2 separate regions of the Homo sapiens genome follow, and region 1 is linked to region 2. The links are chromatin contacts, found by Hi-C or POLR2A ChIA-PET in ENCODE. All regions are on one chromosome and are shown on one strand. The core of a region is the stretch at or near the end of the contact, and the rest is flanking DNA. Distances in the headings are between cores, read along the strand shown.

Evidence for each region. Hi-C counts contacts between places; a loop is a spot of excess contacts on that map. ChIA-PET counts read pairs that join two places held with the same protein, here RNA polymerase II (POLR2A).
Region 1: a loop to region 2 is called in a map of endothelial cell of hepatic sinusoid, with 2.6 times the contacts of the local background. The contact joins two enhancer-like sites. A Hi-C loop is called at or near these places in 1 of 168 maps with a recorded cell type or tissue (endothelial cell of hepatic sinusoid). POLR2A ChIA-PET finds 5 or more read pairs at or near these places in 3 of 52 experiments (K562, activated naive CD4-positive, alpha-beta T cell and endothelial cell of umbilical vein).

What each region holds. Positions count from the first base shown.
Region 1 is chr3:149,526,036-149,531,627 of GRCh38, forward strand. WWTR1 (WW domain containing transcription regulator 1) reads right to left here. Exons shown (of 7, transcript NM_015472.6): 5 at 1,801-1,934; 6 at 1-90. Among named protein-coding and RNA genes, the nearest start is that of TM4SF4, 54 kb to the left of the region's middle. Within about 2 kb of position 1,901, at least 6 of the 41 ENCODE cell types and tissues checked have a DNase peak (open chromatin) inside an H3K27ac peak, as active enhancers do.
Region 2 is chr3:149,458,883-149,463,833 of GRCh38, forward strand. It overlaps the pseudogene FKBP1AP4. Among named protein-coding and RNA genes, the nearest start is that of TM4SF4, 13 kb to the right of the region's middle. RefSeq lists an enhancer at 4,742-4,951. Within about 2 kb of position 1,434, at least 8 of the 41 ENCODE cell types and tissues checked have a DNase peak (open chromatin) inside an H3K27ac peak, as active enhancers do.

The sequences.
Region 1 (5,592 bases), core at 651-3,150, 68 kb after region 2:
CTGAGGAAGTCCTCCGGAGTTGTGGGGACACTGTAGCACCCTAACCCCAGGCCACTGTCAGTGCTCTGCTCCCTCGAATGATATGGCCCTCTGCAAAGCAAAAGATGAAGAAACTTCAATATGAGCCCACTAAATAAATCTCAAAATTAAAACACAGTCACAAAAGCTCTAAACTAGTGCAGTTGTGCCATGCTGCCCAACTTTCCAGGTTAGGGAGGAAGGAAAGTTTTAATTTTGAAATACATACCCTCATGAAAATGAAAATAATCATGTGTGGCCATTCACAGTAAATTGACATTGATTTCCTTTTCACCTCAAAATAACCATTTGAACATTCTTCAACATACAGAGTATGACACCATTTATGTAAAACTTTAAAAAAAAAAAACAAAAACTATGTTGAATATTGCTTATGGATACATACACTAACGGGCAGTAAGGGGTATAAAAGTCTGTGTGATGGACACACGCCAGTTTCTGAATAGTGGCTACCACTGGGGACAGAAGGGAAAAGAAACGAGATTTCAGTGGTGGGGGGATGGCTTCAAATATTAATTGTAATATTTTATTTGTTAAAAAGTAAGATTAAATAAAACTATGGCAAATCTGGGTAGTGGGTACATGGGTAATTCATGTTATTCTTTGTACTTCTCTGTGTTTCAAATACTTTAAAATCAACAATTTAAAACCTCCATTAATTATTATTTCAGCTACTATTTGTTTTTATCTCTATCTTTAATAATGTTCATAATTGTATTGTTTGTTTGCCAGACGTCTCTGCAAGGGCAGAATAAAAGGCACAGGAAATACAGAATTGCCCTTTTTATTTGATTTAAAAACTACTTCTGCTCATGAAGATATTTCTGGCTAAATTCTCTTTCCCTTTTGCTCCTTTGTTTTAATTACTTTTTAAATTGTGAAATTATTTTAAACTCACATAGAAGACGCAACAAGAGTACAGAGCGTTCCCATGTACCCTTCACCAGCTTCCCCAGTGATAACATCTTACATAACCATAGTGCAATTACCAAAATCAGAAATCTGACACTGTAGAATATTATTTACTAAACTATAGATCTTATTCACATTTCACCCTGAACATCATCTCTTTTCTTTTCTTTCTTTTTTTTTTTTTTGAGATGGAGTTTCACTCTTGTTGCCAAGGCTGGAGTGCAATGGTGCAATCTCGGCTCACTGCAACCTCCGCCTCCCAGGTTCAAGCAATTCTCAGCCTCCCGAGTAGCTGGGATTACAGGCATGCACCACCATGCCCTGCTAATTTTGTATTTTTAGAAGAGACAGGGTTTCTCCATGTTGGTCAGGCTGGTCTCGAACTCCCAACCTCAGGTGATCTGCCCACCTCGGCCTCCCAAAGTGCTGGGATTATAGGCATGAGCCACCATGCCTGGCCGAACATAATCTCTTAATTGTTCTGTTCTCAATTTGCCATATGGCATGCTTTTATCCCCTGTTGGTTACATAAAACCAGAAGATTCTTCCAAGTATAAGTACTAGACGACACCATCATGTTTAAAAATATAAGTTCATGCCCATTTTCAAATTCTTGACTAGGGGTTTACTCTACGTCCTATCACCAATTTTTTAATTTGGAAATTTTTTAACAGGCAGATGATTTCCCCTGCTTTTCTTTTTTCTGCCAGCTCCTCCCACTTCCTCCCTTTATTCTCACCCTCAACCCTCAAGCTCCCCACCTCTTCCCAATGTAAACAAAGATCCTATTATAGTCTAGATCACATAATAAAGAGAATAAAAATAAGTGGCCCCCAAATATTAACTTACCCATTGAGGAAAGGATCTGAGCTATTATTAGTGATGGATCTCATGTCTGGGGTCATCGTGGGTGGGTTGACAGCAGCCTGAACTGGGGCAAGAGTCTCAGCTTCCATGGGGAGCTGTCGACAGAGGGCAGCTTCCTACAGTCAGAATGGGAAGCAAGAGTCATGCACTCATTGTCACAAGGCATGGAGCAAAGTGTACTTCACATCAAAACTTTTCACCAAATACAAAGCACTGTGTATTTACTCCCAGCAAGTCAAAATCACCAGGCAACCATTAGTATTCTTTCTCCGAAGAAAGTCTTACAGACATAAGTCACTTCACATTCACAAAGTTAATGGGAAGCTCAGCTATTATTTGATCTAAGGGCACTTAATGTTGCAATCATCCCACCCATGCAATTATTTAAACACCCAAATCATAGAAAGCCCTCTCAAAACACTTTGTCAGAGACAAGGCTTTTTCTATCTCAGGTTCTCAAACCAAATCTACATCAATCAAAGCAATCAGACTCCTCTGGACTATAAAGTACATTCTGGTCTTTGCCACTTACAGGCCAGTAAAACTGTGGAATTACAGAGTCCAGGCTCTACATTAAATTGCATCTGGCAGTTTTATGTTTACAGACAGGAAAGCAAAACAATGAGTTGAAAGTTTACTTTAAAAAGTCAATCAGTGGCCAGGGGTGGTGGCTCACGTCCATAATCCCAGCACTTTGGGAGGTCGAGGTGGGCGGATCACTGGAGCCCACAAGTTCGAGACCAGCCTGCAACATGGTGAAACCCTGTCTCTACAAAAAATACAAAAATTAGTTGGGTGTGGTGCTACTTGGGAGGCTGAGGCAGGAGGAGCCCTGTGCCTGGGAGGTTGAGACTAAAGTGAGCAGAGATCACGACACTGTACTCCAGCCTGGGTGACAGAGTGAGACGCTGTCTCAAAAAAAACAAAAAAACAAAAAAGTCAATCTATTTGACTACTTTGTTGACTAAAATGCTGAAGGTTGGGGAACCATGTAGATCCAATCCAAATCCCACAGACAAGTAACTGTTTCACAGCATATGGATTTCATTAGCAGAAACAAATAATACAAGCATTATTTTATAAAAGCTAGCATTACATTGCTAAGAAGAGTCTATCCAAAAGGCTACAAATTTACTGACTGCAACTACTTTCTCTAGGTATAATCTCCAGGAGTCTCTCCATCTTGACAAACATAACCAGACATCAAATTCCTTTCAAATTTGCTGATGTTTCCAGAGAATACTTTTGTATGTTTACATTTGCATCCCAAACCAAGGTTAGGCCTTTCCCCATATTTATGCCTATCAGTTTCCCACTTTCCATGCTGAAGTCATTGGTCTCACTGTCCCTCAAACCCTAAAACCATGGCTACAATGGCAAACAGAACATTTAGGACTTCTAAATTACAGTATCTTCGTTAGATCTCTTCCAGCCCTAACATGATGTGACTTTAGAGGGTAGCTGCTGTCTAGACAAGTCCTAGTGAAGTCATCGGCTATAAAAATTTTCAGTTACTAGAGTTGGTTGCACTGTTACAAACCATGAGAGACCTGATTGATTTAAAAAAAAACTGTATTGTTAACTTATACTGAAATAAATCTAGCTGGAAAGGGTCTTTGGCTCACTTCTGTTCATCTAGATTGCAAATAATCAAATACTTAACTAACAAATTTTATTCAGGAATCTACAAAAAGCAAACCAAAAACTGGAGATTTTTTTGGTAAAAAGTGATTTTCATCATCTAAATCTTGGAAGTGCCTTCTGAATAAACCTAGAAAAATCAAATTATTTTCTGATAGTTGTTTTTAACATGGCAGGCAGGGTGCATTAGAAACCTTATTATCCAACCAAAGTTTTCCTGAAAGCCTCAGAAGGAACAACAGGGATTGAATCTGGCATAAAAAGCCTGAGTCCCACCAGTCCCCATCCCTCAAGCACACTCATACACCCTGAGCCACAGTTTGAAAAAATGTATCTCATCAATGGTAAATTTCTAATACTTTATTAACCATAAATGCAAGAATCTTTTGACTCATAACCCTCATTATCCAAAAACATGAACTTTACTAGAATATTCCATTTTTCAACCATTCTGAATAAATGTGGGAGTTTACCTCTAAACAAATACACTTTTAATTTAAAAGTTGATGAGATGGCTGCATTCCTTTGTATTGAAAAAACTTTATCAACATATGTCTTAAGAATACAAGTTGAGGCCGGGCGGTGGCTCACACCTGTAATCCCAGCACTTTGGGAGGCTGAGGCGGGTGGATCACGAGGTCAGGAGATCAAGACCACCCTGGCTAACAAGGTGAAACCCTGTCTCTACTAAAAATACAAAATATTAGCCGGGTGTGGTGGCATGCACCTGTGGTCCCAGATACTCAGGAGGCTGAGGCAGGAAAATCACTTGAATTTGGGGAGGCGGAGGTTGCATTGAGCCGAGATTGCACCACCATACTCCAGCCTGGGCGACAAAGCGAGACTCTGTCTCAAAAAAAGAAAAAAAAAATACAAGTTGAATCTGCAATTTCCAGGAGTTCTAAATTTATATATGGTAAGAATCATTTCTGGAACTTCATGGGATAAAAAAATACACTATATATAACACACATGAATTGTTATCTGTAATAATATATAAAATTATAAGAACAAATATCAAAAATTAGATATAAAATAAATAGTTCTAAACTTTCCTATTAATTTAAATTACTCCTAGCTATTTCCAGTAAATAAAACATAAAATAATGCTTGTGTGTGTCTAAATATATAAATAAAATATATAAATAAAATTTAAAGGATTATTTATGATAACCAAAGCTGAAAAACCTATACTATATTGGAGGAAATGTTTCACTGTGCCATTTCACATTTGTTCCATCTGTTCTAAATCAAAGAGAACAGAAGCTCTAGTCTCCAGCACTGATGTTTCCCTAACTACCCTGAAGACTTAATCACCAAGTCATCCTAAGGGCAAATGCCGCCTTCTGTCTGTAGGGGGCTCACAGTATCATTTTCTACCTTCAACTGACTAACAAATAAGAGAAAAATCAGAAAGGGTGTTGAATGTACCCGGAATGATTGCTTTTTTTTTTTTTTGAGATGGAGTCTCACTCTCTCAGCCAGGCTGGAGTGCAGTGGCGTGATCTCAGCTCACTGCAACCTTCACCTACCGGGTTCAAGCAAGTCTTGTGCCTCAGCCTCCCGAGTAGCTGGGACTACAGGCATGTGCCACCACGCCCAGCTAATTTTTGTATTTTTAGTGGAGATATGGTTGCGCCATGTTGCCCATGCTGGTCTCGAACTCCTGGCCTCAAATGATCTGCCCACCTTGGCCTCCCAAAGTGCTGGGATTACAGGCGTGAGCCACTGCACCCGGCCTGAATAATAGCTTTGAAATATAAATTAGGCCAGTCTGAGTTAGAAAGTTATTATTTATAATAGGACACTTTGTCTAAGATTATTCCAAAATCATTCTTAGGTCACAAGTTATTCCACATAGCAGCCAAAGTGAAGCTCACGTGACCCCCTGCTCTAAAGCGACCTGCTTCTTGTTCCACCTGGATGGTAAATAGAGGCAGGTCCTCACTGCAGACCACCACACCCTGCATAACAGCCCTGGCCACCCTTTCCTCCCATGTCTCTGATGTGCTCCCCTCCTTCACCCCCTTCCAGTCTCCTGGTTTCTCTGCTGCTCCTCCCACCTCCTGCACCTGCGCCAACTGTTCTATCTGCTTGCAAGGTGTTCCTCGAGTCTTCCTAAAGCTTATTCCC
Region 2 (4,951 bases), core at 184-2,683:
TAGAATTTCAGCTTGGAAAGATTAAAAAGTTTTAGAGATGAGTACTGATGATAGTTGCACAAGGATGCCACTTAATGCCACTGAATTGTATACTTTAAAATGATTATAATGGTAAATTTTATGTAATATATATATTGCTACAATTTTTTAAAAGAGTGTGGGTCCAGGCTGGGTGCGGTGGCTCACGCCTGTAATCCCAGCAGTTTGGGAGTCCGAGGCGAGTGGATTACCTGAGGTCAGGAGTTTGAGACCAGCCTGGCCAACATGGGGAAACCCCATTTCTACTAAAAGTATAAAAATTGACATATGATATGATATGATATGATATGATATGACATATCATATCATAATTTGTAAATTAAATACAAAGTAGGAGGTAATAAGTGCCAGAAAAAAGAAAAATATATGCTGTTTGAGTTTAGAATCAAGAACCTGAAGTGTGTGTGTGTGTGTGTGTACAAAGGGAGAATTAATTTGAGAAAGTTCCAAGTAATTATATTTTAAATATATATACTGAACACTTACATTATATATAAAGCACATATCTATTGTGCATTTTGTACTTTTTGCTTACAAAATTATATTATGACCTAAATAAATGAAATAGTCTTCTCTTTGTCTGCATTCTTATTGAGATCCAAGTCAACATAGTTGCTTAAAGACAGTTCTCAAACTTTTGATGACAGTAAAATTATGACATATGAGTCAGGAAAGATTAAGGAATACAGTATAAAGTGACCCTGTGCAACACTGGCGTGGATGTGGGAAGGGCTGGAGTTCAAGACCCACATTTGCGTAGCCTTGGGCACTATCTCACCAGGCCCCCATTATCTTATCTACAATATAACTAGTTTGGGCTAGATAACTTTCTAGCTCTGTCAGTCTCTGATTCTAGGGAGTAAAATAGTCTTAGCTGTGTTATGAATCCATCTATCTCCTTCACCGTAGCAATCACCAGCTTCCTTGGCCAATTGTTGCTGTGTCTCCGCACCCACCCACACTAGTGTCGCAAATCCCCAGACATATCATTTCATCTGCTTTTCCTTACCAGAAGAAATGAAGAAAGAAAAAGTGTTTTAACTTGGTGCACCACAATGTCACATTTGCTCCTCTATAGAAATGTGAGGAGAAAGAGTTTTCGTTTAATGGTGTAATTGCAAATGGACAACAGTTTTAGAAAACAGGAGTAATTTTAAGAGGCATGATAACCAGCTTCATAGTAAAGAAACAGTAAAAAGTAAAAACATGATTTTTCTCAGAGTATTCTTCACATTTAAAAATAGTTCTCTGCGGCCTTTTGGCAGCTCAAAGTGAAGAAATTCTTATGAATGAGCTGGGGAATCAAAGAGAGAATGTGTGAGCCACAGGCAGAAAGCAAGTTCCATTCTAGCAGCAGTTGGCCACAATCTGCTTTTCTGCTTGGGCCTCAGCTTTTGGACAGCTGTGTGCCTGAGACTGCAAGGTCATTTCTGGCCTTGCCAATGTTGCTTTCAGCTCTTGAGCTTTGGGCTGATTTGTTACACAACAATCACTAACCAACACAGAAGAAAATGCAAAATCTCCAATCCTGATATTAGACAATATTCTGTCAACAAAATGACCACTTATTATTAATAATAATGTAATAATTAAATCCCCTATATGTATTTCTTCAGGTCACTTTTACCTGAGTGGGTGGTGAAGAAGGAGGCTGAGTGAGCAGGAGACTTGGCCATATATGGTTAGAGCTGGTAGTTGGGGTTACGTGGCTGCCAAGCTTTCTGCTATGGACATTCTGTTTTTCCCTGCATGGCAGCAGCTAGAGTCCTAGCCCAGAAGTCAGAGGATGTTTACTCTAATTCTGTCTCTGCCACTTGCTGGTTGTGTGAACTTTGGCTACTCTCTAGACCTCTCTGGCCTCAGTTTCCTCATTCATAAAAAATACTGGCTATAATAATCCCTACCTGGCTGGCCTGCCCACTTCATTGGCGGGATCGAGTAAGATGATGATAGGAACACACAGTGAATACTGAAAGATAGTCATACACATACACACTCATGAGATGACGTGAGGATGTGATGTAGGATCTCAACTGAATACACTATAGTTTTGCCTGGACTATTCAAAATATCTGATAATATTTTCTGTTAAAAAAAAGTCAGTGTTTAGTATATGATGCCAAATCCTGGACTTCATTTTACAAAATAAATAAAGTTTTGTGTATGATAGTATATGTAATCAATGCTATAAACGGATTAATAATTGGCTAACCCTGGATAACCAATTACTCTGCTTCATAGGTGAAGTGACTGAGACTCTGAGAGATTAAGTAACTTCTCAAGGGCAACAGTTACTAAGCAGTAGAGCCAGAACTTATACCCAGGGACCCTTTCCATTATATCCCAGCAAGGTTTCTCAAAAAGATTGAAGGCAAGTTGGCCTCAAAGGCACACTTACATCACTGACTCTGAGAAGGTAGCTTTATGTGGGATGACGCCCAGGCATCTTCACAAGAACAAAGCAGGAAGCAAATCCCTTCAGCCAGGGAGTTTTGGAGATCTTTTTGTTTCTCTTCTTTGCCTGCACTAAAGAGCTGGTGAATAAACCATGGGGTTGGCAGGCAGTACTTGAAGGCACCATTGACTTCACAGTGAATGAATACTAGAGGTATCTTGGGTCTGGGCAGAGGGAGACCCCACGGATGGTGGTGGATGAGATTGTACTGATTTGGGGCCTCCCAGCCAGCACATGCACATAGCAGAGGAACATGGCTGAAGCTTCTTGTGTGTCACATCCCTGTCTGAAACATAACTGTCCAGACTGTAAGAAAGTGTTCTGTATGATGGTATTTTTCAGGTGTTTATGTTTTTGTGGTGGTGGTGGAGAGAAATATTATGCTTGAACCAAATAGAATCACGTCTCTCCTTCTTAGTCCTCTCTTCAAGCCCTTCCTCCCCCAACTCACCCCACCTTGCCAGTTGCATTTGTGAACTTGAGTAGCTCTCAATTCAATTATCAACAAGTGATAATACTTTAAGTGTTAAGTTGAATTTTAAAATGCATTCAAAATTATTAATACATAAGAATCACAAGAGCATATACATTTTAGCCTCAGCAGCTTAGGTAATTAGATAGATGGTTAATCCAAAAGGGACCAAAACTAAAGGTACAAGAAGTAGATAAATGATCCTGTCTTGTATTTTTTCTTTTTTTTCATAAAAATGAATTTTTAATTTCATGAGTATTAAAAAGAAAACCCAAACCTGTCACATTTCCCTCCTACTCATACAAACAGTTTTCAAAAGAGATTCTTCAAATTTTACATTTTTTCCATTCTGGCTCATTCTTTGCTTCCTCATCATCAGATTCAACTTGGCCAAACATGATTCTGGGCTGAGTCTTGGAATGTGTTGGAGAAACCCAATATGGGTTGTCTTCTGCGCTTTGGCATGATGCAAAATGGCTTCCCAAGGATTACGGTCGTCAGTCTTGTCCAAAGCAATGTTCTTCACAATATAGAAAGAAAGAGTGCCCTTGTGGGTCCCACCACAACCTGGGTCTGCTACAGGAGGTTCAGGTTTATGCAACTTCAGGGGATCCAGTCTGTCCTTCTCTAGCTGTTTCCTTGTACTCCGTTCGTGGGGCTCACAGAACATAGGCAAGACATGAGGGGCGATGATGTAGTCCTGGGTTAGTGTCTCAGCTTGTTTTGCCTCCCACTGGTTATTTGTTTGTTAGAAAAGCCAGCATAAAGCACTTTTATTGCAATAACAAAACTTGAAACCCATATATGGTGCCGGGGTGGGTGAGGCAGCAATGATTTCTCTCACCCAACCACTACACAGGACAGCAAAGGGGGTGAGAAGGGCCTGAGGGAGGAAAAGCTAGGAAACTGAAATCAGCAGTGAGAGCCAAGCATGAAAAAACAGGAGATGCTGAAGCTGCGATGACCAGCATTATTTTCTTAAGAGAACATTCAAGGATTTGTCATGATGCCTGGGCTTTCATTGGGTGTTAAGTCACAAACAGCACCTACAATTTAAACTGTCAATTAAAGTTTTTAAAATTTAGGAAGTGGTGGAGCTTGGAAAGTTATGAGATTACAAAATTCCTGAAAGTCCACTAGAAAAACCACAGGATGGAAAAATAAATAAATACATAAGCCAGGCCACAAAGAAGACTTCAGAGGTCCCCACTGGCCTAGGGACAGACCTGTAGTGTCCAGCATGGCAGTGAACATGATCTGCTTTCAAAGGCATAGGGTTTAAGGGGACGGTGGGGTGAGACCAGTGGAAGCAAAGGCTCTCCCCATCCCCACCTCAGTTTGAGGTAGGGCTTTTAATTTAACCTAAGGACATCTCTCAACGTGGAGAATAATTGAGCCCTCAACAGTGCCTCAAATCTGCTATGGCTTTGCAGCGCAGCAGAAAGAATGTTTAATATATAATAGATTAAAATTTCATCCAAAAAAATTAAAATAAAATATTCTTGCAACCCCCACCCCCGCCCCACACCAATTCCTATTCTAAAGTTAACCTATCACTTGTGCTGTTAATACTTGACCATATACTTATTGGAAACCTAGATCCAAAAGACTGAAACTGAATCTTCACCCCAAAATGAAAACAAAATAAAATGAATAACTTGAGGTTTATGGCGTACAGTTTAGGTAAACACACGTACGAGGAGAAAGGGGAAGAGGAGATGGAGGTGTTGGAAGCAAAGCTGAGTGACAGAACACATTCAGTCAGGGTTGATGTCTATACAGAGTGGAGTGGAACATCAGGAAAAGCTCCATATGGATTCATGTGCACGCGTCTGGAGGCACCAGATCCCTCCTTGGCAGATCCAAGAACAGGGATCTGGATCTTGGATCATTCTAAAACTGGAATGACAGGAGGAGGCCATTCCTGTCATTCTAGTTTTAGAAGCTCCACATCGAAGACGAGAGTGGCGTGTGGTGGGATGATG